Linked DNA regions of Mus musculus: region 2 is linked to region 1. A link is a loop called in an ENCODE intact Hi-C map of the cell type or tissue named here. Cell type or tissue: left cerebral cortex. All regions are shown on one strand. Each heading gives the region's core, and the rest is flanking DNA. Links, peaks and the distances in the headings are about the cores only.

Region 1 (15,864 bases), core at 3,895-11,894:
GCATAGTGACCTGGACGCTACTCAGTCTTCATATCCCTTGAGCATAGGCAGCTATACCAACTGGCAGATGGCTACACTATCTGTCTTCTTAGCCATGTTAGGCTCAGGCAAGCTGGTGGGTATTACCACTCAGTCACCATATGTGAAGCACATTGTTTATTTCAGCTGCATCAAATCAGTAAAGAGGAACATATATGGAAGTGAGTATGATAGGCTTGGGGTAGCTGGCTTGAATTTTGTTTCTACGCTAAAATACACTCTTTAAGTTTTAAAATGTCTGACTTTCTAGAAGGGAGCACGACAAGGGGAGGCCTCAAGGAAATGGGCAGCAATAAAGGGTAATTTTAAAAACAGACAAAAGATTGTGTGTCTTCTGTCATATGCAGGATCTAGATGTAAATATATGTGACATGAAACAGAAGAGACTCTATTTGGAGAGGAAGGGAGCCAGTGACAGGGAATGAAAAGTACAAATATGCGCATGTACGAAGAGGCCATGAGGGTGCAGGAAAATGGCTCAGTAGTCATGAGAGCTCTCAGATGACATCCACACTGGGGAGGCTCATAACTATCTGTAGCTACAGCTCCAGTGGATCTGATCCCCTCTTCTGGCCGATAAGGGCACCCACATACAACATGTGACACACACACAAATAATTTTAAAGTCATTTTTATATATTAGGTGAAAATTAATAAAAGAAAAAAATGAAACTTTCAAAGATCTGAAATGGCTAGATCATAAACTAAAAATTGTTTGCACTACAGAGGTAATCATAGTTTCATCCAACGATTAAATAACAAACCTGAAGTATCACTTGACTGTTAACCATTAGAGTAGGAAAAAAACCCACTTCTTTGTTTGGAACAAAAGAGACAGAACTCCCCAAAGGTGCATGAACTAACCTTTGAAATAGCATGCTCTTATTCCTGAAGGCAGTTAGCTTTTCATCATCCTTTCTGTCTAGATAACATCCAAAGACAAATCCCGCAGGGACAAGTATATGAACCCAGTGCTCACGTAGAAGCTGAAATAAGGTCATCTTGACTGCTAAAACAGAAAACAAAACAAAACAAACAAAAAACCAACCTTAAATACAAAGTACAACAGTCTTTGAAATACTGAAATAAGTGGTAGGCAGGGATCACGATGGCCGGGCACAATGCACAGCAGAGGGAGACAAAGGTGGAAGAAAAGTGGATGTAATCAACGAGAGCTGTACGAACAGGGATTATGTTAATATGTACAATTAACGTGTTAATAAGTACACTTTGGTTTGGAGATTATTTATTTATTATTTATTTATAGACAGCTTGATTTGACTACAGCTATATTCTGGAACCACAATGTGGTTGAGGCTGACCTCGAACCTTCAGCAGAAGCTCCTGGCTGCCTTCCTAGTACTCAGATTACAAGTGAAAACCACCGCACCTGGCTTAAAACAAGCCATCTTTTAAACTGCATCTGAAATAGGAAGCTAGCTGTGGACATGAGGCTTGTTAAAAGCCTCTTTAGGTTTGCTTGGCATCAGAAAGTAATTAAAACCTAACTAAAACCTGGCAGTGGTGGCGCACACCTTTAATCCCAGCACTCCGGATGCAGAGACAGGAAGATCTCTGAGTTTGAGGCCAGCCTGGTCTACAGATTGAATTCCAGGACAGCCAGAGCTACACAGAGAAATTCTGTGTCAAAAAACAAAACAAACAAAAATTCATTAAGATTAGATGATAATGGTTACTATAAAATTCTCTGTTCTCGGGGCAGTGTGATGGCTTTTTGGATGAAGGCACTTATTGCCAAGTCTGACTGAGTTTGCTTTCCAGAACCCACATACATGACTGAGGCAGAGAACCACTCCCACAGGTTGTACGCTGACCCTCATGTTTGCATGCACATACGCGCGCGCGCGCGCGCGCACACACACACACACACACACACACACAACATAATAAAAAATTATACTGCATTGCACTATTTATGAAATCTTATTTCTTACTTCATCAGTGATTTGATATGCTGTAGAACCAAGAAATGGAAATTTTTAAATTTACCTACAAAAACAGAATTTGTACTTTGCATTACTTCAGAACTTTCATATGTGTAATCTATTTGCAGATGTTCTCATGCAATGCAAATTTAATATTTTAGTAGTGGACTTTTTAAGTAAAGAAAAATTTATTGAAAATTATTTTCTGTAGGATAAAAACATTGAAAAGAACACAATATCACAAGATTCAAAAATTACTATAAAAGAAAAAGGGAAAGAGAATGTATAGATTGGGTACTAGATACTAAGTTATCATATTTCTATATAGAATGTGGAGTAACTTTTATCATCCTCATTTTATACGGATACGAACTTGTGGCTGAAGAGATAGATGGCTTAGTGGTTAAGGCATTTGTTCTTTCAGAGGACGTAGATCTGTTCTCAGTACTTACACACAGTTCACAACCATCCATAACTTTAATTCCTGAGGACCCCAAGACTTCTAACTTCCAAGGGCAGCAGGCTCAAATGTGGTGTACATACACATACATCCATGCAGTCAAAACAGGCATACACATAAAATGCATTTAAAAAGCAACAGCTTAACTCAAATAGCTATTGATTGCAAGCTGCTGTTAAAATTCAGGTCTCTCACAACGCCACCTGTATCACAGCACACTTCCCCTCCTTTTGAGACATTTCTGGTGCTTTTTACCTTTTTTTTTTTAAGATTTATTTATTTCATGTATATGAGTACACTGTAGCTGTCTTCAGACACACCAGAAGAGGGCATTGGATCCTATTATAGATGGCAAGGAAGTAAAAAATAGCAACTGTGTACTGAGTTCAATAAAAACATCACCAATTTCCTGTTACGATTTGTATACACAGATGAGAAACAAAACCACATCCACATGTGAATGAATATGTCACATACAGTGGTTGAGAGGACATGTCAACCTTAGGAGAAGCAACACACTACTGCCAGCAAGAGTGCTTAGCTTAATCTGTGCTCATAGATCACATTCTTGCTCTACCTGAGCGGGTCCATATACTAACACAGTTCTAATTATTTCTCAAATTTTTAAGAATCTAGTTCCTAAAGTCAGTGTTAGACTATAACCATTAAGTTAAAAGTTGCAGTTACTATAAAGTTCATATTATGTAATACTCCACATAGCAAACTTCTGTTTGAACATCACCTATCTCTAAAAATTATTATGTAGTACACGAAGAGATAAATATATACTTACAATTTAGTCATCTGTTAGTTATGTTGTAGTCTGTTGCCTAGTTACGGCTGGAATTCTCAACCTTAACTACACATCAGTACCACCTGGGAAGCCCTTTTTAAACTGGAGAATCTGGCTTTACCTCCAAGATGAGGCTGGACTAACAGAACCATTACTACTAGAATTCTGAGAGATTGGTTTGACCTGGCTCTGTTCAGGAGAGAGATGAGTTAGGACTATGGGGCTCTTGCCACACATAGGCCCTTCCAGACACTACAACTCACCCACTGATTTGAATACAAATGCTTCTTGGAGATTTAAACGTAAGTAAAGCCAATCTTACTTCATTTCCTATAAGACAGTTGTTCTCTTCCCTTTTATTAAGTAGCATCACTTAAAGTATTTCTTGACATGTTAACCAAGAGCTCACCAAGTGATCTGATTACCTTTATAATCTTGAGCCAGTCAAGTGTGGAGATGGTAAAGGAAGTTACTTTTAATAGCACTCAACTCTAAAATACTTACTAGTCAATGTCTGTGTTCAGGAGACTGTGTTGGAGTTTGGCAAACTCAGTGGCCACCTACACTTTCTGCCCTTATTGCAAACTTAAGGGCCAGAAAGATGACTCAGCAAGTAAAGGCAAGGCCATCAAGTCTAAGGACCCACACTTGATTCCTAGCACTCACATGATGGAAGGAGAGCTGACACTTGAGAGCTGTCTGCTACCCTCTGCACCAGCAAGTGTGCTGTGGCGTGAAAATTCATGCACGCCAGGCGGTGGTAGGGCACACCTTTAATCCCAGTACTTGGGAGGCAGAGGCAGGCGGATTTCTGAGTTCGAGGCCAGCCTGGTCTACAGAGTGAGTTCCAGGACAGCCAGGGCTACACAGAGAAACCCTGTCTTGAAAAAAAACAAAAAACAAAAAAGAAAATGCATGCCCAAACACACAAATGTTTAAAAAAAAAAAAAAAAAGTCCTTAGCTTCCTTGTTTATACAGCTGTTAAGACAGCATTTTTGCACTAACAAGTACTTGAGGATTCCCAGCTCATAGCAGTTTAAAATAAGCTCACAGCTACCTGTAGGCTATGAGTCATTACTATTGGCATAGATGGGTTTGGTCTGGTTTTACTTAGAAAAGAAGAAAAGAGGGAAGCCTTATGGGCCTCTTGCCACACATGGACTTCTACAGACTGGAGGTATAATGACAATGGTACTAAGAAACAGATGCTTCACAGAATTCACAGCCATCATGAAGGAGTATCATCCATAGGAGAAACCCTTAGTCCCAGAGAGGCACCTCATATTTCAGTAGCTCCTCAACTGGCTTGGGAAGCAATGCAGTGAACATCATCTACAGAGATGTCTTTCTGCAAGGACATGAGCAGGGAGGGCAAAAGTGGACATCTGTGAGTCAGAATGATTCACCAGAAAATGGGTAAGAGGGGAACTAGAGCGAGGGTCTTGGTCATGGACCTAAATCCATAGAGCTTCATCTAGTGAGGACCAGGACAAGCTGCACTTCAGGTTTGGTGTGGGTGAGCTAAGAATGTTACCAATAGGACAGGGCCAACTAACTGCTTAAGGACTATACTCCTGGCGGGTGCTTATGAGAGCACATATTAATAGTCTCTTTTATTAACGTTTTGTACGTGTGTGTGTGTGTGTGTGTGTGTGTGTGTGTGTGTGTGCACGCGCGCGTGCCTGTGCATATGCGTACAGGAACCCAAGATGGCCAAAGGTATCACAGCCCTTTGGAACTGGAGTTGTGAGCCACCCAACATGTGAGCTGTGAGTGGAGAGCTGGGAACCAAACTCAGATCCTCTGGAAAGGCAGCAAGCACTGTGAACCCCTGAGCCCAGCCATCTCTCTAGCTCTAGGTGCCTTTCTGCATGTGGGGCCATAAGAAGAATTTTGTTTTTATTTCAGAAATAAAATATAGCATTATTGCTTTGCTTTTCAAGAGTGTTTCTTTGTAGCCCTGGCTGTCCTGGATCTCACAGGAATCTGCTTGCTTCTGCCTCCCCTGTGCACCACTGCCTGGTACTGTGGTATTTTTAAAAAAAGAATTGGGAGGCTGGGCAGTGGTGGTGCACTAAGAAGGCAGAAGCAGGAGGATCTCTGAGTTCAAGGCCAGCCTGGGCTACACAGAGAAACTGTGTCAAGAAAAAGAGGGGGGGGGAGGCAGACAGAAGGGGGTGAGAGAAGGAGGGAAGCAGCCTTGGCTTTGAAAAGCACACACCGTATCAGAGCCACACACTCTGTCTTGTCATTTATTTTTATTTTATTTTATTTTTTTAATTTTATTTTTTGGTTTTTCGAGACAGGATTTCTCTGTATAGCCCTGGCTGTCCTGGAACTCACTTTGTAGACCAGGCTGGCCTCGAACTCAGAAATCCGCCTGCCTCTGCCTCCCGAGTGCTGGGATTAAAGGCGTGTGCCACCATGCCCGGCTTGGTCATTTATTTTTTTAATATTAAAGTGATCCAATTTTTTTTTTTTTTTTGGGCAAGCTTTTAACAAGAACTGAATCTTTTGTTTGTTTGTTTTGTATTTGTTTTTTGAGACAGTCTTACTGTGAAGCTCTGGCTTACTATCCCTCTGCCTCATCCTCAAAAGTAGTTGGAGTTACAGATGTAGGCCACATGGACGAGGCGTTTCTGCGTCATAGCTAATTCATATACTCCTCACCACAGACTGCAGATTTAAGTAACCATGTCTCAAGATTGGGGCTTTTTTTTTTTTTCAGATGAAGAAATCCAAATTTAGTTGTGGCAAAGTAACTTGCTTTAAGTATAGGGTAAAGAGTCAGGATTAGCATAGTCCCCAGACAATCTGTATCCTGATCAGGCTTAAGCTCTTTTGTTCTACTCTCTCTCCTGTGTACGGAGGTAAACAGTTAAATAACTCCTCCTCTCTTTTCTTCTTTGCAGAGCCTCTCTCTCTCTCTCTCTCTCTCTCTCTCTCTCTCTCTCTCTCTCTCTCCATGTGTGTGTGTGTGAGACTTTTTAAAAACAAAAAACAACTAACCCCACATCCCACATATTTCTTAATATTTTTCTCTAACACAAGGTATTTCCCTTAAATACCACCTGCCTCTGCTTTCCAAGTGCTGGGATTAAAGTTTCTTTCCCTTTTCAAGAATAACAGACACTGCTGTGAGTCTTATTTTGCTGAGTCTTCTATCTGGATTCATGCTGGAAACATGTAGACTTTTTTTGTTGTTTTGTTTTTCAAGACAGGGGTTCTCTTTAAAGCCCTGGCTGCCCTGGAACTCACTCTGTAGACCAGCCTGGCCTTGAACTCAGAAATCCACCTGCCTCTGCTTTCCAAGTGCTGGGATTAAAGGCATGCGCCACCACCACTGCAGGCACATGTAGACTTTTTAAGAGATAATACCTTGTGTTGGACTGGACCCCACAGTTCTTTATAATTATTACAAAGTGTCACCTAAGATATGGAATGGATGGAGCAAAACCGAAACCGTTGAGATCATAACACGGACTGGAAACCAAGCAGAAAGCCTTGTTTTTAAAAGGCAAATGGCTACGTGCGGGTTTCACAATCAGGAGAGTTGGACGAGGAGACAGACGCCTGGGCGACCGCGCCCCGCTTCTGGATAGGAGCTGCATTCCCTATTGTGGGCTCAAGAGTCGGATCCTTGAGAACCCTTCCGAGTCCCCCGAGAGCCAGGCCATCAGATCGTCCCCAGAGCAGTCTTTGTAAAAGGCGTGGGGCGGGCAGCGCGCAGGGGTCACCGAAGGCGACCCTGTTTCCCCTCCATGCGAGCGTTCCCCAGAACCCTCCCGCCCGCATCACCACCACGGGTGGCGCCGGGGTCCCCAGACCCACCTTCAGCCTGGTGACAAGGCGACCAAGGACAGCCGCAGGGAGCTAGGCCACTGGCGCCGGCGGAAGCCGTGACCTAAGGAGCTGCCACTCGCCGCGCCAGCCCTGATGAGAGGGGGTGGCGTCGGCAAACCGGCGCTTCTCTCTCCCTTCTCACGCGCGAATCCCGTACATCTTAAGCTGTGAATGATCGCGACACGTTTTGAATAAGACGTGGATCCAGGCTGACAAGGTTTGCGAGCTTTTGCGCTGTCCTCTTCCCTGACCCGGTTCGTCACCACCCCTACAGATGGTGTCGCCCGGGTCGTCCCCGCCTCAGCCGCTCTGCTCAGGCCCAAGATGGCGGCCACCACACAGGGGCTCCTGCCGGCTGCTCTCCGCCGCTGAGCGCGCGCTAGCTCTGCTCGCTCTCCGACCTGCGTTCCACTAGGGGTTGGGAAGGGCGGCGGACGGTGCCGGGGGGAGATTGGCCTGGCAGGTGAGGACGGGAGACGGAAAGGAGCCTTCGGGTTGGGAGGAGGCCCTCAAGGGGATGGGTTCCCGCGTCGGCCCGGTGTCGCCCGGACGCGCTCCCGCGGTTTCGGTTGTGACAGTCTCCGTGGTTCCTGGAACAAGCGTTCCGCAAGGGGGAAGAGAAGTGACTTTTCCCCGGGCTGAAACCTCGGGGTGTTGGGGCGCGCCTATGCTTCCTCCTTGCCCTCCCTCCTGTCTAGTTCCTCTGAGCTTTCATCAGCTGGAGCTAAAAGTTAATCCGCGTCCAGCCTGGGCTCTTTCCCCTTGTACCGCCGTACTCCCCAAGCCTCCCCATCTCTGCCTTTCCCATCTTGGGCTCAGAGAACACGAGGCCAGCAGGTGCCTTCGTAGCTCCTTAATTCCAAAGACCCTTGAGAGGCTCATGCCACGCCTTGATAGAATTAACTTCTCTCGGCGCTACCACAATCACCACGTTTCCCAAGATCCCATTCCTAGTTTCCTTGCTTACGTACTTTTCAGGAAACCAGAAGTCAGGCCATATCCAGCCCCAGTACTCTGGCCCCTGTGACAAGGAGAACTTAAGCATCATCTATGCCTACTTTTCTACCCTTTAATTTTACGATTCCTTTGCCCCTTTCAAAGCCTTTCTTTACCTGAACGATTAAAGAGAGACTTCTCCCACTGTGAGCCCCAGGACTAGTCCAGATCCGTCTTTGCGTATTTCTCATTAGTTGACCTCAGCGTGAACGATCATTCTTGAGAAAGCAAGTATCTGGTATATATTCGAGATGAAGCAGAGGTAGTCGAAGTCACTGCCCTGGGGGAATTCCCGATATGGTGGGTTCAGTGCGTTCAGCACATTTATTTCTATTGCTTCGAGCACTGTGCTTGGTTTGGGAGATGCAAAGATGATCGCTTTTGGACACAATCATCATCCCTTGGCAAACACTCCTCCTGCCTCCTTTGTGCTAAGTAATGAAGCTTTACCTGGGGACAATGAAAAGCTTGCACCTGAGCCAGATCAAGAGGAATTTGCTAAGCCTGGGAGAACAAAGTTATTCCTGGGTGCAGAAGAGGGATTAAAAACTTGAGAAGGCTGAGCACTGTTGGGGAGATTTTTAACAAATCAAAAACTGGAAGAGTGGTTGGTGCAGACTGAAGGTGCAGATTAGGTCGGCTTGTGAGTGGTCTTGGAGCTTGTCTTGCATTTAGTCAGCAGGAAGCTGGTGCACACTTGGCAGGGAGTGGGCAGGAGGTATTTATGTCTTAGGATGATCTGGCATATAAGGCTATGCAGGACCAACCTGAGATAAGAAAACTAGATGCAGTGTCAGCCATTCAGGTAAGGCAACAAGAACCTTCGCTGAGGCAGGAGAAGAACCACCTGAAGAAATGAAGCAAATGCCACCTACATAGGGTTCCACCTGTGACTGCCAGTTTACTGGTAGTGGGTGAATGGTTTTTAGTCTGCGAAACTTGATGGTTGGTAATACCATTGAAATCGGTCTGAGACATGGACATAAAAAGAGGGTGGTGCCAACTTTGCTCTTACGCAGTGGCAAAACCACAACGTTCCCCAGCCCAAAGCATTATTTGGGAGTCTAGACCTCTGCTATTACAGTGGCCACATGCAGTATTGAGCGCTTGAAATGAGGTTGGCTTGAATGGGAATGAACTGGAAAGTACACGCCGAACACAGTGCAAAAACCCTGGAAACTGACTCATTAAATGACGACCTGCTGAAGTGATGATTTGACACCGTTAAAACACCAGGCCTTACCTCTTTTTGCTGTAAATGTGGCTGGGAAATTTTTAAATTACATCTGTGGCTCACATTAGTCTAGACTAATAATGGAAGAAGGATGAGAAAGGAGGAAACTTTGAGCCAGACCTTGAGAGAATAGTAAACTGGTTTCAGGCAGCTCCTGCTTCCTCCTCACCTCGCTCCCTGTAAAAACATTCAGTTACTTGTTTTTACTTGTTTTTATTTTTCCCTCTTAGGGCAGTAGATACCTTTAAAGGTTGTTTTGTGTGTGTGTGTGTGTGTGTGTGTGTGTGTGTAGGCACACATCTACCACAGCAGACAAATGAAGGCCACAGAGACAGCTTGGTGGAGTGGGCACTCTTCTTCCATCACGTGGGTGCAGAGGATTGAACTCAGGGTTAAGTTAACCACTGAGCATCTTGCCAGCCCTTCCTTCAAAGACTTGAACAAGGGATAGTGTTTGCAGGGATGTTTTAGATTATTCTGGCAGGAGTGTTTCCACTGAGATAAAGAGGGGGAAAGCTGCCGAGAATGAAATGGCGAAACCCAAATGTAAGGTAATGAGGCCTGCCATTCAGGTATCGGCAGTAAGAACAGATGGGAGATAGTATACGTGCAAGGTGTTCTGAGGGAGAAGCAATCAGGAATTGATAGGAGATGGTCCCAGAAAATAAAGGGAAGACTTTCAGCCTTGGTTACTTGACTAATAACCCATTAATTGATAAGGAATTAAAAAAGACATTTGAGACAAAAAAAAATTTTAGTCTTAGCATCAGTGAAGTGGAGAGGTGTTTTGAGTGTAAATGAGCAATTTCCCCTTTTCTATGTTTGTGTTTTTTCTGTTGGTGTTCAGTCATGCACATCTGCCTATTTTCCATCAGCACAGTTGCCTGTATTATGCCTTCTTCCTACTTTTTTTTAAGGCATTTTTTGCCTTCTTCCTACTTAAAAAAATGAATTTTTAAATGCCTCTGCATCGCCTACAGAACTAGGTCCAGGGTATCCAGGGCCCTTCTGCAGGGCCTCTGCTGCTCACTTGGTCAGTCTGTCTGTCTGTCTTTCTATGGAAGCATGCCAGGCTGAATTTTTCACTGATACCTCCTAGCTTTGTGGGTTTCGTCTTAGCTGATGTTATTCCAGTCTTTTGAATGTTTTCTCTCCTTCTGCCCTGACTGTATAAATCTTTAATAAGTAATCTTAGTTCCTTCAATAACAGAAGCACTTGAGAATTTTTAAGATTCACTTACTGAGTAGTGTATATATAAGCAGATTATAACCAATTTGGCCCATAATTACTTATGTTTTATCCCTTTTGTAAATTTAACTCCTTACAATTTATGTATCTCTTTTCTTTTAGATTTTTTTATTTTATGCATATGAGTTTTTGCTTGTATTGTTGTAGTTCGTCAAAAGACCCTCACTCACAAGGACCGCAGAGACCACCATTGCTGTAACCGCATGAGGATTTTTATTATTCCAACATGTTGGGGATTCCCCTCTTAGCACGCAGGCCAGAGGAGAGACCCAGAACAAAAAAAAAAAAAAAAAAAAAAACACACACACACACACTTGTCATAACTTTGTAAGGGCCGGATATAGGCACCAGGGTAGTTTGACTTATTTTAATTGGTGTAGTCAATAACCTTTTTAGACATTGGTTGGTTTGTATACGGTGACTCTCATTTTGTCTGTCCTTGAGGTTTTTAGTGTGAGGCGGGGCAGGGGCATTGTTAATCTTGTTTTGGAAGCTTAGTCATTTTGACGGTTAAAACTATGTTTCTATGTTTGTTTAGTCAGCCAGCTTCTTTATCTGGCTCTGTACTTGGCCTGCTAGGACAGTCTGGAAAGTCCTTTTGAAGGGGGAAGGTACTAGGTGGTCTTGAATTCATTTTTGATATTACAGTATGTATACATGTGTAACACATACATGTTTGGTGCCTTTGGAGTCTAGGGCTTTGGATCCCCAGGAACTGAAGTTATAGATGATTGTGAACCACCATGTAGAGACTGGGAAGTGAACCCAGGTCCTCTATAAAAAAAGCAGGTGCTCTTAACCTCTGAGTCCTTTCTCCCACCCCGTTTTTTAAAATGGAACCTATAGGGCCAGGCATAATTGTACATGCCTGGAATCCTAGCATTTTAGAGGCTGAGGCAGGAGGTTAAAGAATCTGAGGCCATTTGTGCTATATTGTCAGCCAAAAGGACTTCACAGTGAAAACTTGTCTAAAAAAGCAAGCACTTCTTCTGTTGCTCATGATGCCTTAGAGAAAGACAGAAATTAAAACACCAAAGTTATAGCTGGAAGTATATTGTTGTATTTGTTTAGCTGTGTTACTGGGATCTTACACTTTCTCCCTTCCAGTCCTCTTCCACCCTAGTCCCTTCCAACGCCTTCCCCCACCTCCACCCCCAAACACTAGGTAGGAGAGAAAGAAGGTAGGAGGGGAAAGACGACATAGACCTTCTAAGACTACTTCCTGTTGATTAGGGGTATTGGGTTCCTTGGCACAAATCCAGCATTGTGGTCAGGCTATCTCCAACTTCTCCCTTTGCTCAGGACCACTTGACAAACTACAACAACAAGAACCATCAGTAAGCCACTGTAGGCCTTGTCAAGTAGGCCTTCTCGGGGCTCTCCTGAGTCCCCAAAATATCAAATGTAAACTATCTGCAGCTGGCAAAGATCACGCCCCTGCTAGTACACTCAACAAATGATAATCGCCCCCCTGGGAAGCAGCCTCTTGAGCTACACCCAGGATTAAAACAAAAACATATTCAAATGACATAACTGCCTTTAAAAAAAAATTCTCACTATAGACGTAAATTACATTCACGAGACTTTTTTTAAAGGTTTATAAAAAACTTATAAATTTGTGTTTTGTCATATCTTCGGGTGAAATATCAGTAGGTAATGAATCTGGAAAAGATACAGACTTACCATAAAAGATACTTTTCATCTGTTAAAGTTTGGGTCTTTCTGTAAACGTTAATGTGAATTCATCCAGTTCTTTGCAAGCACTTTGATTCCATCATTAAAGTGAGAGCTAAAGTAGATGATTCAGTTGGGCATTTAGCTCAGTGCTAGCACACTTGTTTAACATACATGGGACCCCAGGTTTGTGTTCAAAACAAAATAGAAGACATTTTTGAGGAATATTGCCTAGATTCTCTGCAAAATTATATTTATGAACATTGTTACGGAGTAAAAAAGTAATCAACAAGAGAGAGTTGGATCAGCTAAATGTAGACCCTGCATTACCTGCTGAGCCATCTCACTTTTACCAAAAGCTTCATCCCACAAGTTTAACCACAAGACTGTTAATCTTACTGGAAAATGTATAGTAGGTGTCCCCACATACAGTTTTTGTTTTGAGAATTGCAGACATAAGATACTGTCAAAATCATTGGAAATATTAAGATAGTTTCAGTCGCTTACAGTGTCGCACAAGTATTAACATTAAGCTTCCTGAAAACCATGTTTCTATGAATGTATACATTTTGCTTGTGTGTTAAGGACTGCAGGAGAAAGGAAGATATCTGGTTTCTAATCTGATTCTCTGGAGAGTGTATGCATGACCTCTTGTTTAGAGGGAAAAACAAACCATGCCAACTTATCGTGCAGCTAAAGGAAAAACTGATTGGCCTTGGAAAACAAGTTCTTAACTCACTGCCACTTAGTACTGAGCAATATGGATGGTGTAGTCTATGCTTTAGATAATCTCCACATTACATGGACTCCTCCATCCTGTGTAAATGTATATCACTGCTAATGTTGTATGGACTGGAGTCCCCAGGTGAGGAGAAGTTAGTTAACTTGCCCTGGATCCTGTAGGAGTGGATTGACATCTGGATCAGTGATTCCAAAGTCCAGTACACAGGCCTGCCCTGGGCGAACGGAATGGATTTAGCTTGCTAACTTTTAATCAGAGCCTGGAATTTCTGTGTACTTAAAAATTTGAAATAACCTGCCTGTTATGTGGACTGCACTTTTATGTTTAATTATATTTTTATTTGCCAGGCCCTTTTAGCTACCCATTACTGGACCAGAAAGATGACATCTATCATCAAGTTAACCACCCTCTCTGGGGTTCAAGAAGAGTCCGCTCTTTGCTATCTTCTCCAGGTTGATGAGTTTAGGTTTTTGTTGGACTGTGGCTGGGATGAACACTTCTCTGTGGACATTATTGATTCCCTGAGGAAGTAAGTAACAGTTCAGACTTCTAAGGTTTATTAAATCAGCTTTAAAAACTCCTCAGCTGGGCAGTGGTGGCGCATGCCTTTAATCCCAGCACTAGGGAGGCAGAGGCAGGCAGATCTCTGAGTTCAAGGCCAGCCTGGTCTACAGTGCAAGTTCCAGGTATCCAGAGTTACACAAGAAAAACCAGGTCTCAAAAAAAAAAAAAAAAAAAAAAAAAACCCAGACCCTACCCTCAAGTTTTTTTCTACACTTTCATGACATCATTTGATGTTATATACTGTTGCTATCATTAATTTAATAAGTTTTATTTATGACAAAAACTTAAATTATGGCCATTGTAATTTACAAAGTTTTGATTAGCTGATAAATTATGTTTTTGTAATACAGCAAAACCTTATTGTTACTTTGCTAGTGGACCAGAGAAAGTGTGCTCTTTAATTTTTGGAAAGAGCAGGAGTCTCAAAGCCTGAGGAGAGGGACACTTCCCTGAGAAAGCTCTGTCCTCCCATCACATGACCTCACTTTCTGTGTCTCCATATTCAACATTGTGACTTGATTCATGTACCCACCTGATACAAATGTCAGAGGGGAAAGTCAGTTACATTTGCAGCATTATTACTATTAGTGAACGAAAAAGAAGAGCTTGAAGCCAAAAAGAAAAAACACATCTCTAAGGCATCTCCTTTATTCCTGTTGTCCCTGAGGATGTGTCCTTCCCTGGCTAATGGTATTTCTGCAACTGGCATTTCATTTTTGTCACCAAGTTAGAAAGCAAAGTCAGTAACAACTATGTCATATAAATGCTGCCCCTTTAACACTTAATAGTGTACGTGATAACCATTTAAAATCAACTTATATGTGCTGTCTATATTTTCCTTTTTAAGTGTTTTAGTGCGCATCTGATATCATAACAGTAGAAATTTCAATTCATGGGGATGGGGAAGGGGGAGTCATTGCATTAGCCCTTGGGTTTGCTCTTCGACCTTAGCATAGCCTTGAGTTTAGAATGGGTGAATCATGATGGTGGCTCTGCCCATTCTGCTCAAAGAACTGACCGGGCTGCCTCCTGGTTGTATTCACAGGCATGTTCACCAGATCGATGCAGTGCTCCTGTCTCATCCTGATCCACTCCACCTCGGTGCCCTCCCATTCGCCGTGGGGAAGCTGGGTCTAAACTGTGCCATCTATGCAACAATTCCTGTGTATAAAATGGGCCAGATGTTCATGTACGACCTCTATCAGGTAATGGGAACAGTTATAAGAGAGGCGTTTGTGTCCCACTCGTGGTCATTTTTAATCATTTAATTTGGCTTGTTTTTCTTTTAGTCTCGACACAATACAGAAGATTTTACCCTCTTTACATTGGATGATGTGGATGCAGCCTTTGACAAAATACAGCAGCTGAAGTTCTCTCAGATTGTGAACCTGAAAGGTAACGTCGTAAACTTGCGGACAAATGGCGTGGAAGCTTTGTTGTTCCTTTTTCCTGACTTTGTGTTTTTAGCTTTTTAGTTTTTACAGTCCCAGGAGATCCAACCAGAGCCTCACTCATGCTGGGCAAGGAATCTCCCACGTAGCTGCATCATAACAAGCTTAGACAACGGAGTTGTCTTAGCCTTCTGAAAAGTGCTGAAAGGAGTTCACAACAAACATCACAGGCAGTGGGGGATCGAAAGAAAAAGTAGCATTTCTTCCTAGAACTTCCACTTGAATTTCACATTATTTCACACTAAATACTGACAAAATATTACCAGCTTAGGGTCCTCATATCTGGGTGGGAAACAGTGCTTAAAAAGAGCTGCTGTGTCTGGATCCTCCTGGGAACTTATGGTTAGGTTCAGGAGACAGACTGACTCAGAGCCCGAAATGTAGCACCTAAAGCAAATTAAATACTTGAGCGGCAGAACAGAAAACTTATTATTTAATAAGGTATTATTTTATTAAGTACCAAATCTGCATCCAGGAAGCCTGTGACAGATTTTCTTTTTCATCTTCTTTTTCCCCCCTCGCTTTCTCCCTCTTGTTCTGGCCCTGCTTTTTATTTGTTTCTCATTACGGATGGTTGTGAGCCACCGTGTGGTTGCTGGGATTTGAACTAATGACCTCTGGAAGAGTAGTTGGTGCTTTTAACCGCTGAGCCATCTCACCAGCCCTGATAGGTTTTCTTAAACATTCCAGCATTAAATACATGGCACAGTAGCTGGTATGGTGGTTCATGCCTGTAATCCCAATGCTTAGGAGGCTAAGAGAAGGATCATGAGTTCAAGGCCTATCTAGGATATATAGCAGGTTCAAGATCCTGGGCTGTATGCAGTGAAACCCTATCAAAAAAACAAACAAAAAACAAAATGGGGGCTGGA
Region 2 (15,864 bases), core at 5,083-13,082, 760 kb after region 1:
TTTCCAAATCATACAGACCTTCACAGTGCTCGGGTAATTAATGAAAGGCCAGGAGCACCTTATTGAGAAATGCGGGCTCTCCACCCTCATCATAGACACCTGTCAGTTCTGCTGAACACCTGTCAGCAGGCAAGTCTTCAGGCCCAGAGTGGATGCACCCTGACTTAAAGGAGGGAGGTGACTCCCACGACAACCGGATCTAGTTCATAGCACACCGTGCAGACTGTACTTGATAAGCAGCACCGCTTGGCATCCTTGGAGGACTGATTTGGACACACACACACACACACACACACACACACACACACGCGCGCACACACACGCGCACACACACACGCACACGCACATGCACAGAGGATCAGGCACCCACTGAGACACCTGTATTTGATTTCTTGGAACCCACACAGTGGAAGGATAGAACCAACTCTTGCAAACTGTCCTCTGATAACTTTAGGTGTACTGTACGGTGGCATGCACAAGAAGAGCATGCATGTACAGGCACAGGAACAGAAAACACATCTTTAAAAACTGTGGCTGAGGGCTGGAGAGATGGCTCAGCAGTTAAGAGCACTGACTGTTCTTCCAAAGGTCCTGAGTTCAATTCCCAGCAACCACATGGTGGCTCACAACCATCTGTAATGATCCAGTGTCCTCTTCTGGTGTGTCTGAAGACAGCTGCAGTATACTCACATACATTAAATAATTAAATCTTTTTAAAAAACTCATTAAAAAAAAGACCAACAACTGTGGCTGATGAGACTGCTCAGAGTTTAAGAGCAGCGCTGGTTGCTCTTCCAGAGGTCCTGAGTTCAATTCCCAGGAACTTCATGGTGGCTCACAACCATCTATCATGAGATCGATGCCCTCTTTTGGTGTGCCGGCATATATGCAGGCAGAGCACTATATATGTAATACATCTTTTTTTAAAATGTGTCTACACGGAGCAAAGCATGCATATATCCCCCCTTGCCATTGTTTCCTGAACAGTACAGTGTAACAACCATTTATATAACATTTACAGTGTATTAGGCACTATAAGTAATCAAAATGGTTTAATACCAGCAGTTCCTTACATGGTCTACTTTAAACCGTTTCTAGATTATGACCATTCCCTGAACTTGGAGCCTCATTTTTCTCAGCTGTTTCGGGATCCAGGAAATCCTGTGGATTCCCTTGTCTCTTCTGACAACCTTGCGATTACCACAGCAATCAAGACCACACCCAATTTGTTTCATGGGTTCTGACACTATATCTGGCCTATCATGTGTGTGCTGACCTCATAGGTAAGCAGCAAAGACTCTTTTTCTCCCTTCCTCCAGCCCCCAGCTCCGTAGACCAGGCTGGCCTCAAACTTACAGAGATCTGCCTGTCTCTGCCTCCCAAGAGCTGGGACTAAAAGTGTGCGCCCTCTCCCCTGAAGGAGCAAGCACTTTTAACTACTGGCCCATTTTTCCAATCCCAGACACATTTTTCCCCAAAATATCTTTGATTCTTAGAGTGTAGAGTTGTCAGACTTGGAAGCCAAGGCTAAAGAGGGTGGGAATGAGGGCTGGCTGCACTTCTCATGAGAGCCAGGGTTCAGTCTGATCTAATCAGTCTAGTTAAGAGCAAATAATGGAATTCTGGGACAGGCGTCATCTAAAACTATAAAATTCAGGAATGTCTTTCTCCTAAGAATAATTCTAAATTTGAGGCTTTGACCCTCAGAGCACAGATTGTACAGCCAGGGTAGCACTGTGAACTGCAGAAGCGTTCGCTCTGGCTCTCGGAATAACACCAAACACTATTGCAGTGCCTGGTTTCTCAGATTACTTTATCTCGGCCAATCTGTCTGCAAAATTGATAAGCCCAAAGTATCCTGCAGCCCAAGAACTTCCAGGACGACCTGCACATCCCAGCCAGCTGTGGTGCTCTGGCTGATGTGAGGCTATTATTTCTTTTAACCTGCTAGCGTGGCGCCACACTGTGGCCACACTGTGAATAGCACACAGCCCCACCAGGTTGTTTTAATTGCCTGCCTCTGTCTGCCTGCCTGCCTGCCTTCATCCCCTCCCTCCCTCCCTCCCTCCCTCCCTCCCTCCCTCCCTCCCTCCCTCCAACAAACGTTGTTTGAGGCTTTTTCTTTCTCATTCATTCATTCATTCATTCATTCATTCATTCATTCATTTTTGAGTGTATCCAAACTTGATTGTTTAACTTTTCTTGAGGTTATAACCCAGGGCACATTTCTTTTGTAGCCTGACAGTGTTCCTGAGCATACACAACCCCAGGAAGAAGCCACATACCTTGTGGTTGCCAGAAAAGGCCTGGAGAACATCAACTCCGGCAGGCTCTTGGATTCAGTAGAGGGCCTCCTGGGTGAGTGAGAGAGTTGCTGAATTTGTAGTGTGTTTCTTCCATGACAGAAACAAGCCTTCTTCCTAGGGCAGACTTGCATTTTCCCATGGGATGAACTTATTGGACATGAAACAAATTCTGAGGGGCCCGGGGGCACAGCACACTATTAAAGCATGTTTAGCCCTTAGAACACACCTCGGTCCAATCCCCAGTACTACCTTTAAAGAAAAAAATCAGGAGAAAAAAAAAAAAAAAGAAAGAGAAAGAGAAAACTGAAGAGCTAGTTTTTTGGGTTGCTATATTTTTTTCTATCAGATTTCAAGTTAAAAAGAAAAGAAAAAAAGACTAGTCGTTTCAGATGTACGCAGGTTTCTCTGAATCACTACACTTGACAATGCCTATGCACAGGATAGGTCTATGTCTTGTTTTCACAATCCATATGGATTGGGGCATATGAAAAGCCCTCTATCTGCAGATATGGCCACTGGGTATACTGTCTCCTGAGGAACATTTAATAGGAACTGCCCATTCTCCATTATGAAGCAAAAACAGCTCAGCCCTTTGGAATAAAAAGCCCCCTACTGTGTTGTAAGGAAACCCTGGTCACCCAGACAGTCCCAGCAGACACAATTTTGGGTGTTAGGATGTGGCGTGGCGTGAGCTGACTCAGAACAAATAGCTGGATGAGTGAAGAGCCTCACACAGCTTCAGGGTCTTGTAGCTGAGGCCTGTGACATCACTGACAAGCCACCCCCGAACACCCAGACTAGATTCTAACCCAAAGGAACTGAGTGAGCCTGAATGATTACAATTTAGGGGAGTTGGCAGGCTTGTATAACACATATGGCTTGTATACAGTTAGAGACGTACACAAGTATGAAAAAATGGTAAAGCAAGGTGCAGGGGATATAGCTGAGCAGCAGAGTGCTGGCCTAACATGCACAAGGCCCTGGGTTCAATGCCCACCACTGCAACAAATAACCAAACAAGAGTGGCATTGTGATGAAACTGGAGTAACCAGACCTACAAGGAGCACTAAGCTGGACTAGGAGAGTGTACATTTCAGTGGGAAGGTGGGAGCTGAAATCTAGACAATCGACTGCAGTGTCACGTGCCCTCTAAATCCATGGGCACAGCCAGGAAGAATGCAGCGTACAGGCTGGCATCCGCCCATGTCTAACCAGGGTCTTACAGGCTGGCATCTGCCCATGTCTAACCAGGGGCTGAGCCACTCGGGTGGGGAAAATCCTCAAAGGTCAGGGGTTGTTCTTAGGAGGACAGCAAGTGTCCAGCAGAGTTCCTGGAAGATGGGAACACCTATCCCTTCAGCTGCCCTGGTCTGCACGAAGCTCAAAAGGACCAGGTAGTTCCCCAGGCTGGACCTGCTCTGGGAGGAATCCTGGGCAGCTGGCCTGGCCACTCCCTAAAAGTTGTGTGTGTGAATAACTCTTAACAAAACTTAAGAGAAAAGAAATGTCTTTTCATATTTTATCTCTTGTTTCATTTGCTTTATCTGTTCAACCTCTGCAACATTACACAAATAGGAAGTCTTCACTGAAACAAAGCAGAAATATATAACATTTTTATTTTCTGACAGGGTCTCACTATGTAACCTCCGCTGATCTGGAACTTGCTGTGTAGACCAGAGATCTATTCTGCTCTGACTGGTCTGGATCTAGCCAGTGCTCTGTATCATTTTAGTGGTGATTAAATGCATAGCTTTGGAAAGGTGGGCACTCCTATGATTCCCTCTCCAGTGATTGGTGGCATCTGTGCTTGTTATGTGCATGTAAGGACTTAATGGGTGTGAACAATTTTACTTATGTTTTAAACTTTACAGAGAAGTCACAGAGCCAGTGCAGAGTTCCTGCATACTCACTTCCCTTCCCTTGATGAGACAGGCTGACTCTATGACAGGCTTCAAACTGGCAGTTCAAGAGATTAGGCCTGAAAACCCAGGCTTGAGGCAGCTAGTCAGAAACTGCCGTCTGTCACCTGGCCTGAAGCAAGGACAATGGGTCGGCAACAGTTTCCGGCTCCCATGCCCCATAATGGTTTTGGAATGTCTCTAAGAGATAGAACAAGATAAGATCACCTATTCCAGAATTCCCATAATATGCCTTCAAGCTCAATCGGGTGTTTATCTTGGTAATGGGAGACCCCAGCATGCTGGACTTCTGCAGCATAAAACACTTTTTGTGTTTACATACTATTTGACTCCAGGGTACCTTACACCCTACCATTACTTTAGGGCTGTGCATTTGTGCCATCTGAAGAAAAAACATGGCACAGTGCTAGTTAGTGCTATACAGAATGCTGGTTAGGCTTTTGTGAACTTGACACAGCTGGAGTCATCTGGGAAGAGGGAACCTCCAGAGAGAAGATGCCCCCTTGAGTTTGGCCTATAGGCCAGTCTGTAGGGGCAGTTTTATGACTGATAATTAATGAAGACCCAGCCCATTGTGGTGTCACCCCTGAACAGGTGGCCCTCTGGGTTGTATAAAAATGCAAGCTAAGCCAGTCATGGAAAGCAAGCTAGAAAAGCGGCCTTCTTCTGTGGGTTCTGCTTTATTACTTAAAAAAAAAAATGATTTATTTTATGTATAGACACACCAGAAGAGGGCATCAGATCCCATTGCAGATGGTTGTGAGCCACCATGTGGTTGCTGGGAATTGAACTCAGGACCTCTGGAAGAACAGTCAGTGCTCTTAACTACTGAGCCATCTCTTCAGCCTGAGTTTTTCAGTCCTTGAAGAAAATGTTTTCAATTGGGCTTCTATGGTGTATTTCTCCTAATTAGCCTGGCTTTATCCCATTGCACCTGGGGTCCAGACGGCTTCACAGTGACACCATTGATGCTAATGTGGCATCTGCCAGGTCTTTCCAAGGAAAGTTATTCCTGTCCCTTTCCACAAGCTCATCCTTAGAAAGATGTCACCAAGGTGAGCCTACCTGCAAAGGGAAAAGGAAGCAGCATGACAAATGCTGCTTCCGGGGTGGCTTAAATGGCAGACATCTCCCAAGGGCTCCGCATGCGCACTTGTTCCGCAGATGGTGGCACTCTCTGGAGGAATACTGGGGAACTTTGCTCACTGGGACCTATTTTGAGAGTTTATAGCCTTACCCCCCTTCCAGTTAGCTTTCCAGGCTTCCTGAATGATAAACTGTGACCAGCCAGCTTCCTGATCTGGCAGCCTGATGTCATAGCCTTCCTGCCATCATGGACTTTGCCCCTGGAACGGTAAGCCAAAACAAAACAAAATCAACAACAAAAAAACAATATAAGAAACAAACAAGCCGGGCGTGGTGGCGCACGCCTTTGATCCCAGCACTCTGGAGGCAGGGGCAGGTGGATTTCTGAGTTCAGTTTGAGGCCAGCCTGGTGTACAAAGTGAGTTCCAGGACAGCCAGAGCTACACAGAGAAACCCTGTCTGGAAAAAAAACCAAAAAAAAAAAAAAAAAAAAAAAAGGAAACAAAACAAAACCAAACCAAAAACTGGGCAGTGGTAGTATACATCTTTGATCCCAGCTCTTGAGAGGTAGAGGCAGGCAAATCTCTGTAAATTCGAGGCTAGCCTGGTGTACAGAAAGAGCAAGTTCCAGGACAGCCAGGGCTACTCAGAGAAACCCTGTCTTCAAAACAAAACAAAACAAAACAAACAAGAAAACAGAGCCCTAAACAAAAAACAAACAAACAAAAAAGCCCTCTTTCTTTCAACACAGGAGCAGAAAGTAACTTACACAGTTCCTAGAGGGTAAAGCAGCCACATGAATTATCTGACATTCTTCTGTAAAGATTCATCTTTTCTCCCATATTTATTCAATCGTTATTTACATCGACATCAACTCCCAGGAATTTACTTTGGGTTAGAACTAACACTATGGTGCTTACTCTGTGGCTGTGAGGAAGCTCTTCCCGGAAGTCCCCTGGCTATGGAAATACCACCTTCTTTTCATTTCTTTGAGAGTTTCTTTCTTTCTTTTTTTTTTAAAGATTTATTTATTATTATATGTAAGTACACTGTAGCTGTCTTCAGACACACCAGAAGAGGGAGTCAGATCTTGTTACAGATGGTTGTGAGCCACCATGTGGTTGCTGGGATTTGAACTCTGGACCTTCGGAAGAGCAGCCATCTCACCAGCCCCCGAGAGTTTCTTTCTTAAACAAAAAGAAATTCCCCTTCAAGTCCTAGTATGTCAATGTGACATTTTAGTGCCATTGTTTCAACATGGCTGTTTAAAGGGCGCATATGTGCTTTTATTATTTTCAATTTATAAACCAATAAAAAAATCCTTTTAGTTTCCTCAATTACATAGTATTCACCAGATGCATGCAGAAGACCATAAGAAAAGCTGACTGTGGGCTGGAGAGGTGGCTCAGCAGGTAAGAGGATTTGCTGCAGCAGGTAGAGGACCCTTCTGAGCACGTTCATGGCTGCAAATAATCTTGTGTAACTCCAGTTCCAGAGTTACATGATTTTCTTATGGCTTTTGTGCATGGAAGCAAACATTTATATTATCTAGAATTGATTTTTAATTTTTTTTTTATTTTTTGGTTTTTTGAGACAGGGTTTCTCTGTGTAGCCCTGGCTGTCTTGGAACTCACTCTGTAGACCAGGCTGGCCTCGAACTCAGAAATCCGCCTGCCTCTGCCTCCCGAGTGCTGGGATTAAAGGCATGCGCCACCACTGCCCGGTGGCACTGAATCTTCTTGAACCTTAAGCTTCCTGTCTGTAGAATGGACACTGTTTTTTTGTTTTTGTATTTTTTTTGACAGGCTCCTGTGAGAAGTTAACAAGCTAACCTAGAACAGCTTAAGAACAAGGGACTCTGGGGGCCAAGGAAATGATGGCTCAACAGTGAAGGGCATTTACTGTTCTTGCACAGGTTCTGGGTTCGGTTTCTAGCATTCATATGATGACTCACACCGGTCTGACTCCTGCCTCAGGGGAATCCACCACTCTCTGTTCTGGCTTCCACAGGCACTGCATGAATATGATGCGCACACATACCCACCTAATATTAAAAACAAATCAATCTTTATGACGATCAAGGACTGGCAATGGACAGGCTCGATGTAAATCCTGGCCTGTCACTTTGATAAAGGAGACCGTGGGAACACTCATCAGGAATTAAACATTATTAGAGCTTGGCTAAAATCACTGCTAATAAGTTGTTCTTCTTTCAAAACTGTAAGCACTCCTGCTGACGGGGCAATTTGACTTCTCAATCACCAGCTGCTGGACTTACCCACTGTTGGCTGCTTTGAGCAAGCGGGCTGTCAAAAGCCAGCCAGCTATCTGTATGACATCACTGTTTGGAACACTGTGTGAACACCTTGAAACGACACAACTGCAGCTCCCCAAGGCACAGCCTCTGCCAGGCCTAAGTCAGCTTCTACTAGATGTTTGCTAGCACAACGTCAGTGAATCCTAGATGACCTTGCAACCATTTTCAAGGAAGGAGAGTTTGTCTGATAGCTTAGCAGTGACTGCGATGCTAGTGTTCAGACAAGGCTGTGATTGGTGCAAACACAATTCTTCATTTACATATAAGTTTTTCTCAAAGTGGCACAAACACCCTTCCTTAGCCTTCATAGGCTGTTGAGCTCACTTTGTCAGCTAGGAGATAACCTCTTTTTTTTTTTAAATTTATTTATTTATTGTATTTACTATATGTAAGTACACTGTAGCTGTCTTCAGACACTCCAGAAGAGGCATCCAATTTCGTTAAGGATGGTTGTGAGCCACCATATGGTTGCTGGGATTTGAACTCAGGACCTTTGGAAGAGCAGTCACACTCTTAACCCCTGAGCCATCTCACCAGCCCCAGGAGATAACCTCTTGTGCTGCCTCCCCAATAAAAGATTCTCTCCAGTAGTGTTTCCTTGCCATTTTTTAAAAAGATTTATTTTATTTATGAGTACACTGTAACTGTTTTCAGTCACACCAGAAGGCAGCATCAGATCCCATTACAGATGGTTGTGAGCCACCATGTGGTTGCTGGGATTTGAACTCAGGACCTCTGGAAGAGCAGTCGGTGCTCTTACCCGAGGAGCCACCTCTCCAGCCCTCCTTTCCTATTTCTAGCTTACTTCTTAGTTGTGAGGCTAAGATGGCAATATAAAGCCAGGAGAGTGGCAGCAACAGCAGACAGTGGAGTGGCAGGCAGAGCTGGAAAATGGCTGTGTGGCTGGCTGTTGTGACAACCGAAGAGGCAGAGATAAAGGAGAGAAGGCTGTAAAGAGCTGGAAATGAAAACCAGCAGGCCCTTGTCACTGGAGGTTTCAGAGAGCTTCTGTGATTTTTACAAGTCTCAGACACCCCGAGACCTGTACGATTTAACACTGGCAAGGCGAAGGAATAATAACTTCCCAAGTCTATACAACAGCTATAATACTTGTAATGAGGTCTACCCAATAACTTAGTATTTTAGAGCAAAGGGTGGGGTTACTAGAGGCTTCCACAAGATCTATAATGCTTAATTAAGGGTCTAGCATCCTAGGCCCCTAGAGCTATAACACTAGGTGGCACTCTTCTCCACCTGTCTGTTGCCACCACTGCCAAATGTTATGGGATATATATATATATATATGCGTCAAAGACCAGCACCTAAAGATCTCTGAGCCTATGATCTACCCAGAATAAAAAGACCTGGAGCCAGGGGCTAGCCACATTACTACCTGTAAAACCACAGACAAGTTATTTTTCTGTGCCTCATCTTATTCATAAAATGGGAGGTGGGAAGAGACAGCTTCTTCTTCAGCTAGTACTTAGTCGCTGGCCAAGGATACATCCAATGTCAGCCATTAATACTGAGTCTGAATAAACCTTCAAAGCAGGGATTATCCTGTCGAGTTTACCCCCTCAGCTTAGGGTCTCACATACAGAAGAGGCGTGGCATTTATTAATGCTTGTGTGTCTATACAAAATGTAAAGTTTCTCACCGAGGCAGCAAATGAGTGACCTGCAGGACAGTGCATAATGTATCTTAAGCCACTATACAAACATGAGCAGAATCACAGCTCTCAAGAGTCCACATGCCATTCTGCAGTGGAGAACATAAGGAAACTTTCCATGTATTCCTAACTCAGAGTAATCTATCACACTCCCAAGACTACATGTACACACGGTGACAGTCTGGCCTTGATTCTTTGTGTAGTTCCCTCCCTTAGTAGAGAGAACAGCAGCTTTGCAAGAACCAGAACAGCTCTCATTACTGCCTGCTTCGTCTTGGGCATACATCCATTTCCCAGGTGATCTTAGTTTCCCTGTATGTAGTTTTCTCTTTGGAGGTAGGGCCTCCCTCTGTAGTTCTGGCTGGCCTTGAGAGGCCAGTCTTCCTGACTTTGGCTTTACTTGTTAAGCACTGGGGTTATAGGTGTGTAGCACCAGGGTTGGAAAAACACAAACCTTCATCTTCCCTTTCTCCCTCAAAATTCAATATTGATGGGCCTACTACTCGCCACAATCTGTTTATAGTCTGGTTCCTGTCAAACAAGCAAGTTCCTATCCCCTAGGTGCCAAGAGTTCAAAGAACTAAGTCTGTAATTTCAGTGGCTTTCAGATTCACACTATAAAAACTTTTGTTCAGCCTAGTGTAGTTGTGCAGGCCTTTAATTCCAGCACTCAGGAGGCACATTTCTGAGTTTGAGACTACCCTGGGTCTATAGAGTGGGTTCCAGCACAGCTAAAGCTGCACAGAGAAACTGTCTTAAAAACAAAGCCAAAAAATTATTTTCCTTCAAATGTAGTATTACAATGTATACAAAGATCAAATATTTTATTATCATTTCTTTATTACTCCAAGAAAATGATATTTAGAAGCAGACGTTTTGGCAACATATCAGATAGTCACAAACCTAAAACTAGTTGTAGAACTGACCACAGCATTCAGTTGTGCTTTTTGATTGCACAGAATCGATAACTGATTTTAATAAAAGAAACTAAATATCTTAACCAGCCTTGGCTCAGGGTCTTCAGCATAAATGTGGGCAACACCTGAAAACTATTGATAACTGATAGCACCATCACATATGACTATTAAACATGCATATAAACTTTTGACTTGCTGGGACACTGTACTAGCAGAATGGTCTTTTGATTTAAATAATTATCAGTGTAGAATGACATCATTTTTATCAGTAAAACATTGGGGAGACATTCAGTAAACAACACGACAAAGGGCGAGTTACTTTGGCAGCATAAAGAGTGGATGGGCTGATCTCTGCAATGAGCTCTTCCATCTTGTTCTGCTCATGACAGCCTTGGGTCTTGGGTCAAGTGCAATAGCCTTCTAATTCGGCCTGAAGGAGGACCTCTTCTTCTTCGGCCTCCTTATCTTTTATCAGTGTCAGCAACTGCAGTAAGCCTGGGGCTGGGCTACCCTCCGGCAGCCCAAGCTCTCTTCGAACTGATTTGTGGACTGCCCCAGCAATGACTTGGTCTAGACGGGCCTGATTCACAACTTCTTTCTCAATTGCTCCTTTCTGAACCAGTTTCTGCAATAAAGGCTCCAACCTTAGAACATAGGCAGACAGCTTTTCATCAGTCTTCTGATAAGTAGTAAGGTATTTGACCTGCAATGCTCTAGGATTATCAATAATCCCAAATATTGTCTCAAGCGTCTTCAGGCATTCTGCAACTGTAATGAAGGGGTTGTTTATCTTGAGGACTCGAATAATTTCAAATGCTGGACCTCTAAGGCTCTCTATCAACCGCCTTCTTTTCTCTACATCTGACACCTGCCATGTTTTCATTACTTGGGAAGTATGAAACATCCAAGATTCAAATTCTTCCTCACCTGGTCCTGGAGGATCCCTGCCTGAGAACACACTCAGCTTTTTGTACCTCAGATACTGCAGGGTAGGCTTAAGGGCCTCATTTAATGCCTGTGCTAACATGGGTGCTCGAATTTCAGGGATCATTATGCCCGGGTCTAGGCCGAGAGGGTCATTCCGATTCCCAAGAACTCTGGTTAATTCACCCATCGTCATGCCCTCCCCCTTTAAAAACTCATTTAATCTGCACAAAAAGTCACTATCAGTATCAGGAGGCTTAAAGATCACTCTCCAGACACCTCCTTTTGCAGGTATTTCCTTGGGGACCAGGGCACTGCCAGTCTCTACTGTAAGCCCAATCAGGGCTACATTCTTGTTCTCATCCCTCCTGAACATCCTCCCAAGCAGTCTGTGTTCCCCTAAGGGAGCAAGGCCAGCCTGCAGGGCCTCCTCTATGTCTGCCACTCCGCAGGTCGGAGGGATGCCGGCAACCAATAGTGCTTTCCGAGGATTCATATCCATCCCTCTGCACCAGTCTTCTAGAAGTCTCAGTGTCATGGTGCTCAGAGTATTTAAATTCTAATTCGACCAGGGCGCCGCCGCCGCCGCCGCCGCTTACAGTGATGTGCGTGCTCGTCTCTTTAACACGCAGAGGTCCGGGAGCCTGAGAAAACAGAGCATCCACGTTAAGTTAACCGTGTCTGACTCCCGAGCAGTTCCTCCGCCCACCCGCCACAGGCGCTTAGAAACGAACGCCATCAGGATCACCTGCCCGTAGATACATCGCTTGGGTCCCGGAGAGGACGTCTGACCTTTGCGGGGTTTAGGAGAGACCCGGGCTCCCCGCGCCCGCCTCCCGGCCGAGGGCAGAAGAACGACCGCAGCAAACGCCTCAGGGAACAGACAACCGCCTCTGGAGGCGGCGCGAAGCTGACAGCCTGACGTCATGAGAGGCCGGCGCGCGTTTCCGGCCCTAGACGGAAGCTCTGAATGCGGCGGTATCCGGGACTGCGAGCGGGCGGGCCACTCAGGACAGGAAGGTGAGACCCGGGGCTGCTCGGCTTGGCTGTCAGGCTGGCCCGGCGTCCGGCCGGGAGCCGAGCTCGGGCCTCTGCAGGCCAAGCCTGGCGCCACTGCCCAGCTCAGCTCGGCGGCGGGTGCAGTGGGGGGCGGGCCCGGCATCTCCAGGTGGTTCCCCCCGCCTGGGGCTCCGGAGGGCGACGGGGCCCGCCGCCGCCGCGTGACCAGCCGTAGTCACGCTGAGCTTAATCACTACTAGCTCGTGCTCCCGCCGCCGCGCTCACCTTCTTCAGCTGCGCGACCCAGAGGGTTTCTCTTAAGGTGGCTTGTTCTGAAATGCCAAAGGCACCTGACTGTTCAGAACTGAGTGACTCTTGCTCGCTTGCAGGGGGAACAGGAAGATTTTCGGGACCACTGTAAGTGTTTGAAAGAGTTACCGTCTTAACTTGGGGACTCCGACGTTGGTTTAACGAGTAGAACTCAACCCAGTGCCCACGTCTGAAATAGTGTTAAGCCAGAAAGCATTTCAACTGTCAAGAGCAACGTCCTGTGGGGAAACTAGATGTTTCATTATCTGAAACGAAGGTGTACTGGGTCTACTCAAGCAAGAAGTGATGATTCATTCACTCTGGGGTTCACATAAATAACAGCACTCAGTAGACACTGAAACCAGTATTTTTATGTGCTTACAACTGTTATATAAAACCACCTGTAAGCTGTTTACAGCTGTTAAATCTTAAAATGCTCGTGCTTTTCAGAACTCTTGAATTTAAATCATGTGCACTTGGAATAGTTGCCATGGCAACATTATTAGACCTTAACAATAATTTTTCTGTGTTTGCATTGAAGGCACAGAGCATGGAGAATGATGAACTTCCGTCAGCGGATGGGATGGATTGGAGTGGGACTGTATTTGCTAGCAAGTGCAGCAGCGTTTTATTATGTTTTTGAAATCAATGAGACTTACAACAGGTTGGCTTTGGAACACATTCTGCAGCACCCTGAGGAGCCTCGGGAAGGAACCACATGGACACACTCCTTGAAAGCTCGGTTACTTTCCCTGCCCTTTTGGTTGTGGACAATTATTTTCTTGATTCCGTACTTACAGATGTTTTTGTTCCTTTATTCTTGTACGAGAGCGGATCCCAAAACAGTGGGCTACTGTATTATCCCCATATGCTTGGCAGTTATCTGCAATCGTCATCAGGCATTTGTCAAGGCTTCTAATCAGATCAGCAGACTACAACTGATTGACACATAACACCCATCACCGGTTTCCCTTATTGTAAGACTGCCAGCACTGTATAGTGGCTGACCACAAGACTGCAGTTTCTTCACAGGTCTCAGGAAGTTGTGGTGGAACGAGACTTAAAAAGTGACAAGAGGACTGACTACTTTATCTGAATAATGACTTTTTAGGTAAAGCCTGAAATATAGTACTACACAATCATGTTGATGACTTCAGAGTTTGGAAGTAAAATAGTGGCTTGTAACCTGCAGTCTTTAGAAACTTGAATAAGCGCCTGAATTTTTTTATTTCTATTCTATGTGCAACATAGTATGATTCAGAAATTTTTCCATTGGGGAAAATATTTCCATTGTGTTAAATGTAAAAAGGTCTGACCATGATCATAAAATTTAAATTTTATACAATTACTTTGCTTGCTTTAAAAATTTTCAGACTAAGACACTAATCCTGCTTTCAGTTTACATGGAATTGGTAGAAAATTAATGAGATGGCTATCACCTTTCTGTTTTTTTCGGGGGAGGTGGGTAGGTAGGGGAGAGTGCTGGGGATAGAATCTAAGCCTTTGTGCTTTTCAAGACAGTTACTCAGTGTGCCCTGGCTGTCCTGGAACTTGCCCTGTAGATCAGGCTGGCTTCAAATTCTTGCCTGCCCCTGCCTCCCCAACAGCTGGGATTAAAGGTTTGTGCCACCACCAACCCATTGCTTTTTGTACTTTTACCACTGAATTACATTTCCAGCCATGATGATGGCTATTTAGATACACAGAATTTGTTCTTTTCTTTTTGGGTAATGGCTATCTAAACCACTAATCTATAGTTCTTTGAAAAACTATGTAGGAACTGAACAGATGAAATGGTTGAAGTCTAGAAATAACACAGACACCAGGTGTACCAGCACAGATCACTGAAGAGATATTGTTCCTTTCCTGGGTGAAATCAGGGTATCCAGTGGTAGTAGTACTAACACATTTCACACCATTTTAATAACCATGGCTTTTGAGTCATTGCTTTAGAGCTACAACAACAACCTTATGAATGAGAGCAGCACTTTAGCCTGATGCAGTTCCTCACCACTGACACAACATCCCATGCTGTGTACAAACATCAACTATTTACCTGTGTATACTGACTCATACCAAAAATGAAAATGAGTTTTAGTGAAGGTTTTTTTTTTTCCCAAATTGTACCATCTGGGAGCTTTTTGTGGTGCTAAAGATCAAACTGACATCCTCGAACATACAAGCCAACTCTTAACTACTGTGTTGTATAACCCTAGTCCTAAAGTTTCTCAGCAACCTCACTAACTGCTGTATTTGAACAGAGAGGCTAAAATTCCATGGCAAAATTTAATCTTTTTTGGTTGTATCTCAAAAGCATCAGAATCTACTTTATGAACTCCTGGTGGTGGACCATGCCCTTGATCATGCTAGCACTTGAGAGGCAGAGAGACGAATCTCTGAGCTGGAGGCCAGCCTGGTCTACATGAAAAGTTCCAGGACAGCCAGAGCTACAAAGACAGACCCTGTCCCCCAAAAAACCCCCCATAAGACAAAAACCAAAACCCACAAACTCAAAAACCAACTCAGTTTAGTTGCTGAAATAACACATCTTTTGCTATAATATATTCAGTATTTCAGGGAAACAGTTTGACAAAACTACTTCTGTGAATCAGGTGCATCTTTTGAGTGCTTTTAATATGCATGCTGCAGAAATGTTTTAGAAGTATTCTTCACCAACTCTTTACTCCCAATACCAAGGCAGCTGTTGCTACTGGGACAAGTGCCATTTTACAAGACTGAAGTATTCAGGAATTAATAACCTGTCCATGGACAGGGTAAGTAACTGGAAAAGCCAAGCTAAGAGCCATAGGCAGGGTATGGTGGCACATTCCTGTAATCTAGCATTCAGGGGCAGATGCAGGTGGATCTCTGTAAATCTAGTCTATGTAGTGAGTGCTAGTACAGTCAGCTACATAGGGAAACCCTGCCTGAAAACAACAGTAAAAAATCAGATGAAGTAAGATTTGAACCCAGGATATCTATCTGGCTTCAGATTCCATCTCTGTACTTAAGGAAAAATGATTAATTAATGATAATTAGTATGGAAGTAGTAGCAATTTATTTTTATTTTTGTCAAGACAGGGTTTCTCTGTGTAGCGCTGGCTAACCTGGAACTTGCTCTGTAGACCAGGTTGGCTTTGAACTCAAAGACCCAACTGCTTTTGCAGGGATTAAAGGCATTTCCAGATATAATTTATTAATGGTTAGTTTACAAGGTTAATCTGCTCTTTAAAAAAAAAATCACATTCCCTTATCTCTGTTTGTACAAATGTTAAGTTGGGTGCCATAGTGTATATATGGAGGGCAGAGGACAACCATGAACATGTTTTCTCAGGTGCTATCCATTTAGATTTTGGAGACAGGGTCTTTCTTACTGGCCTGGGGCTTACCAATTCTCCAAGGATCCCAGTTTCCACTG

The links. A loop is a pair of places that touch in the nucleus more often than their neighbours do. Peaks named below come from ENCODE experiments on the same cell type or tissue, not always from the same donor. Only the 100,000 strongest peaks of a DNase experiment are listed, where the experiment ranks them.
Region 2: a loop joins it to region 1, with 2.8 times the contacts of the local background. A loop is called at or near these places in 2 of 42 quality-filtered maps.

Annotation. Positions count from the first base shown.
Region 1 is chr12:101,968,590-101,984,453 of GRCm38, forward strand. It overlaps Ndufb1 (NADH:ubiquinone oxidoreductase subunit B1), which reads right to left and starts at 7,149. Exons shown (of 3, transcript NM_001378525.1): 1 at 7,071-7,149; 2 at 904-1,048. The coding sequence starts at 1,040. Cpsf2 (cleavage and polyadenylation specific factor 2) reads left to right here and starts at 7,385. Exons shown (of 15, transcript NM_016856.3): 1 at 7,385-7,545; 2 at 13,325-13,506; 3 at 14,587-14,746; 4 at 14,831-14,936. The coding sequence starts at 13,358. In left cerebral cortex, for the core only: no CTCF peak of the experiment used is centred there; DNase peaks (open chromatin) are centred at 7,163, 7,412, 7,598 and 11,818; H3K4me3 peaks cover 2,445 bases; H3K27ac peaks cover 1,797 bases.
Region 2 is chr12:102,731,613-102,747,476 of GRCm38, forward strand. Gm20604 (predicted gene 20604) reads right to left here. Exons shown (of 2, transcript NM_001142939.1): 2 at 8,218-11,782. The coding sequence ends at 11,760. Moap1 (modulator of apoptosis 1) reads right to left here and starts at 12,049. Exons shown (of 2, transcript NM_001142937.2): 1 at 11,931-12,049; 2 at 8,218-11,782. The coding sequence starts at 11,676. The coding sequence ends at 10,618. Tmem251 (transmembrane protein 251) reads left to right here and starts at 12,148. Exons shown (of 2, transcript NM_177140.4): 1 at 12,148-12,554; 2 at 12,988-13,794. The coding sequence starts at 12,475. The coding sequence ends at 13,399. It overlaps Gm30296 (a long non-coding RNA gene), which reads left to right. Exons shown (of 4, transcript XR_001780676.2): 3 at 1,099-1,283; 4 at 2,238-2,324. In left cerebral cortex, for the core only: CTCF peaks have their summits at 8,850 (motif pointing right) and 12,036; DNase peaks (open chromatin) are centred at 8,874, 11,639, 12,095 and 12,601; H3K4me3 peaks cover 2,705 bases; H3K27ac peaks cover 2,207 bases.